Linked DNA regions of Homo sapiens: region 1 is linked to region 2. A link is an interaction called in ENCODE POLR2A ChIA-PET data of the cell type or tissue named here. Cell type or tissue: GM12878. All regions are shown on one strand. Region 1 overlaps VHL (von Hippel-Lindau tumor suppressor). Region 2 overlaps FANCD2 (FA complementation group D2).

Region 1 (2,500 bases), 84 kb before region 2:
TAGTAACATTATCTCAGTCAGTCCTCACAACAGATCCATTTACAGATGAGAAAACAAGTCTGAGAGAAGTGACATGCTCAAGGTATAAGACAGTAAGCAAAGAGCGCGTACTTAAAGCTCTCAATCCCATGCCCTTTCTGCTACCATGGTGGAAAAGGGAAGCCTAGGTCAAGTACGTGATTACAAATCACAGCAAACCCTGCAAACTAAAGAGAAAAAGCCACTGACTTCTCAAATCAGTGCTTCTCAAAAACAAGGAAGTGCAAAAACATGTCGAGAGAAAACTCATCAAACCCTAAGATCTGTGCATTTTACTGTATGTAAATTATACCAGAATTTTCTTTTCTTTTTCTTTTTTTTTTTTTTGAGATGCAGTCTTGCTCTGTCGCCCAGGCTGGAGTGCAGTGGCACGATCTCGGCTCACTGCAAGCTCCGCCTCCCAGGTTTATGCCATTCTCCTGCCACAGCCTCCCAAATAGCTGGGACCACAGGTGCCCGCCACCACGCCCGGCTAATTTTTTGTTATTTTCAGTAGAGACAGGGTTTCACCGTATTAGCCAGGATGGTCTCAATCTCCTGATCTTATGATCCGCCCGCCTCGGCCTCCCAAAGTGCTGGGATTACAGGAGTGAGCCACTGCGCCTGGCCCAGAATTTTCAAAATGCATACATCACAAACAAAAGAGGGCAGGAAGCAATCCTCCAGCCCTAAGATTCTGTTTAAGGAAGGAGGAGGTTGTCTTAGAATAAATATAGCACTTGTTCCTCGGGGCATAAATTTACTTACAGATTTGATGGGAAATTTTAAGAAATGTAAACTTGTAATTTTTTAAATTTTGGTAAAATATACATAAAAGTTACCATTTTATTTATTATTTAGAGATGGAGTCTTGCTCTGTTGCCCAGGCTGGAGTGTAGTGGTGTGATCTTGGCTCACTGCCACCTCCGCCTCCCAGGTTCAAGCAATTCTCCTGCCTCAGCCTCCCGAGTAGCTGGGACTAAACAGGCGCATGCCACCACATGCAGCTAACTTTTGTATTTTTAGCAGAGACAGGGTTCCACCATATTGGTCAGGCTGGTCTTGAACTCCTGACCTCAGGTGGATCTACCTGCCTCAAACATTTACCATTTTAACCATTTTTAAATGTACAATTCAGTGCATTAAGTACCTTCAAAAGTAATGTTATTTTCTTTTTTTAAGACGAGGTCTCTATGGGTGCAGCACACCAACATGGCACATGTATACATATGTAACAAACCTGCACGTTGTGCACATGTACCCTAGAACTTAAAGTATAATAAAAAATTTTAAAAAAATAAAAAAGAGATGAGGTCTCAGCCTGGGCAACATAGCAAGACCTCATCTCTACTAAAAATAAAAATAAAAAAAGAAATTAGCCAGACATAGTGGAGCATGCCTATAGTCCCAGCTACTTTGGGAAGCTGAAGCTCTGGGAGGACTGCTTGAGCCCAGGTTAAGGGTGCAATGAGCCGTGATCATGCCACCAAACTCCAGCCTCCACACTCCAGCCCAGGCAACAGCAGGACATCCTGTCTCAAAAAAAAAAAAAAAAAAGACAAGATAGAGAGACAGGGTCTTGCTGTGTTACCAGACTAGAGTACAGCAACTATTCAGAGGCACCATCATAGTTCACTGTAGCCTCCAACTCCTGGGTTCGGGTGATCTTCCTGCCTCAGCTTCCCAAGTAGCTGGGACTAAAGGCAGGAATGTGCCCTGCTAATTTTTCAAGAATTTTTTTTTTTTTTAAATACAGACAGGGTCTCACTATGTTGCACAGGCTGGTCTCCAGCTCCTGGGCTCAAGAAATCCTCCTGCCTCAGCCTCCCAAAGTGCTGAGATCACAGGCATGAGCCACTGCACCCAGGCTCAGTAAATTTTTATATTAAATCGGGCACAGAAAAATTTTGGAGTAAAATACAAAATTCATACAATTTCCTATATAAAATAGGAGCCTACAGAAATGTTGATCCCTGGAAATACTGTGTTCTTCATCTAACATTAGAAGTCTGGTGTAAAAGTGTATTAAGTACACCACCCTCAAGGAAGAAAGATCGGGATCCTTGCAAAAATCCTTTGTAAAGATTAAGTGACACTAGGACTACTTCTCTGCTTAAAGGCCATGGCAAGATTACTGCCTGCACCTTAGGTAAGGCCTAGTTATTCCTCACCTGGGTTTTCACAACTACCTAACTGCTTCCTCGACAGCAGTCTTTCCCCTCCAAACCACTTGGCAACCTGGGTGAGCTTTTCAGTATATAAATCTGACAATGTCATGTCCCTGCTTAAAAACTTTCGGTCGGACGTTGTGGCCGAAATCCCAGCACGCCTGTAATCCCAGCACTTTGGGAGGCCGAAGCAGGCAGATCACGAGCGCAGGAGATGGAGACCATCCTGGCCAACATGGTGAAACCCTGTCTCTACTAAGAATACAAAAAATTAGCTGGGAATGGTAGTGCGTGCCTGTAATCCCAGTTACTTG
Region 2 (2,500 bases):
GTGTGCACTGCTCATCGCTCAGGTTGGCTCTCTCTTGGGTCAAACTAGGTGATTCACTTCTAAAAACAAAGAATTTTTTTTTAAATTATTATTATACTTTAAGTTTTAGGGTACATGTGCACAACGTGCAGGTTTGTTACATATGTATACATGTGCCATGTTGGTGTGCTGCACCCATTAACTCGTCATTTAGCATTAAGTATATCTCCTAATGCTATCCCTCCCCCCTCCCCCACCCCACAACATTCCCCGGTGTGTGATGTTCCCTTTCCTGTGTCCATGTGTTCTCATTGTTCAATTACCACCTATGAGTGAGAACATGCGGTGTTTGGTAAAAACACAGAATTTTAATTTCACTTTTGTAATATTTTGTAACAACTGCCAATAAGTTTAAGAATTCTGACTTCCCTAGGGTAGGGTAAAGATAAAAGTGCATGAAGGCAGCGAAGAGTATTTATTTTGTCCATACAAAATACAGATTAGAGCAAAGGATGGTTATCCTATATATTTTTTTCTTTTTTCTTTTTCGTACATATTTTTTAAGGGCAAATTAGCAATAATTAGAGGAAGCACTTAATTAGTGCATATTATGTACTAAACATTGTTCTAACCCTTTAATGTTCTCAATGACTCTATGAGGTAAATCCTATTATTATCCTTATTGCTGATGTGAGTCTACAAAGGCAGAGAGATAAAGTAACTTACCCAAGGTAATTCAGCTAATAAACAATGGAGCCAGAATCTGACCCTGGGCAACCAGTATGGCTTCACTGACTGAACTCTTAACTAGAGTTGCACACTCTGCAACCTCTTCCCATTATTAATGTGTGTCACAGGGGAGTGATGACTATCTGAGCCGGTGGCGGTTGGGGTGGGGTTAGAGGGAGAATTTACTAAGACAGTTGTAGGTAAAGAAAGGCAGATTTCTTAGAGAAAGTATAAAAGTACGTTGCAAGAAAGCACTGGGCAGCCAGCAATAGAGGAGCTGACTGCAAGGAAACAACGGCTTGCTGGGGATTTCTAGAGTAGTATTTATGATGTATGCTGTATGCCGAAGAGGGCTTTGTGCAGTACTGATAATGCCAAAGTTGCAGTGAGCTAACTTGCAGGTGTCTGGTGATTAAGTTGGGCGCAGGAGGGCTGCATGTCCTGCACCATGAAAAAAGGCAGACTTACATACTTTGTCTTTGCTTTCTTTGCTCCCACCATTGTGACTCCTTTTCCCTAATTAGGATTCCACAATGTGGATTCTAAAGATGTCTCCTGATGTCTCAGAAAATAAATTCCAAGGAGCATGAACTGAAATCCAATGTCGGTTTGTAATGGCAACATCTTATCAAGCCCCCAAACCGATATTTCTTTAGATTCTACAAATGGGGCCTCAAGGAACAAGGTGAGGGGAAATACACAAGATCTTATTTGTATCAAATGTATAAAGTTCCCGACAGGAATGACACAGCAATGTAGACACCTGCATTGTCTAGTGCCTATATCAGGAGCAGATAAAGAAAAATGCATTCTAAAAGAATCAGGGTTCCCATTTTGTGCAAAGATTTCTAGAATTTTACCTCTAGCCAATCCTTAATTTTTAACCACAGACTGTAATGGCTAGGATCACATTCCAGCAAAACATATACATGGTAATATATACAGTCACGATTAGAAGGGAACATGGAAAAGTAGCAAAACACATTTGCTCATTTATAGTTGTAACTTCTACTGCTAAAATGATGTCTATGAGATGTAACACTTAGTTAGCAAGATTAACTGATCTTAAACCACAGAAGTCAGAATCTCCACGTGTACCTGTCTGCCGCCATGATGCCAGCCATGGTCACAGCACCAATAATCCCAATGAGCTTGTACTTGAATACGGTGCTAGAGAGCTGCTTTCTTATCACCAAGTGCATGTCATCCTGCAATGAGATGATGAAGAAAGATGAAAATGCTGGAATGGCACAGCAAAAGAAGGTATGGATATCGAGCCATATAGCTAGACTATAAAGGCGTTTACCGTTTACTAACTGTTTTTTTTTTTTTTTGAGACGGACTTTCGTTCTTGTTGCCTAGGCTAGAGTGCAAAGGGGCAATCTCGGCTCACTGCAACCTCTGCCTCCCAGGTTCAAACGATTCTCCTGCCTCAGCCTCCTGGGTAACTGGGATTACAGGCACCCGCCACCATGCCCGGCTTATTTTGTATTTTTAGTAGAGATGGGGTTTCACCATGTTGGCTAGGCTGGTGAACTCCTGACCTCAGGTGATCCACCAGCCTTGGCCTTCCAAAATGCTGGGATTACAGGTGTGAACCACCATACCCAGCCCTGTGTGTCTTTAGCAAGTCAATTCATCTCTCCAAGTTTTAATTTTTACATCTGTGAAATGGGGACTTTTTTTTTTTTTCTTTGAGAAGGAGTCTCGCTCTGTCACCCAGGCTAGAGTGCAGTGGCGCCATCTTGGCTCACTGCTAGCTCCACCTCCCGGCTTCATGCCATTCTCCTGC

The links. ChIA-PET counts read pairs that join two places held together with the same protein. Peaks named below come from ENCODE experiments on the same cell type or tissue, not always from the same donor. Only the 100,000 strongest peaks of a DNase experiment are listed, where the experiment ranks them.
Region 1: POLR2A ChIA-PET joins it to region 2 with 5 read pairs; 5 of 35 experiments call an interaction of 5 or more read pairs at or near these places.

The regions. Positions count from the first base shown.
Region 1 is chr3:10,143,572-10,146,071 of GRCh38, reverse strand. The region is part of intron 1 of VHL (von Hippel-Lindau tumor suppressor); the gene reads right to left. Among named protein-coding and RNA genes, the nearest start is that of VHL, 3.0 kb to the right of the region's middle. In GM12878, no CTCF peak of the experiment used is centred here; no DNase peak of the experiment used is centred here; H3K4me3 peaks cover 2,099 bases; H3K27ac peaks cover 292 bases.
Region 2 is chr3:10,059,710-10,062,209 of GRCh38, reverse strand. FANCD2 (FA complementation group D2) reads right to left here. Exons shown (of 44, transcript NM_001018115.3): 19 at 1,807-1,916; 20 at 1-59. Among named protein-coding and RNA genes, the nearest start is that of FANCD2, 35 kb to the right of the region's middle. In GM12878, no CTCF peak of the experiment used is centred here; no DNase peak of the experiment used is centred here.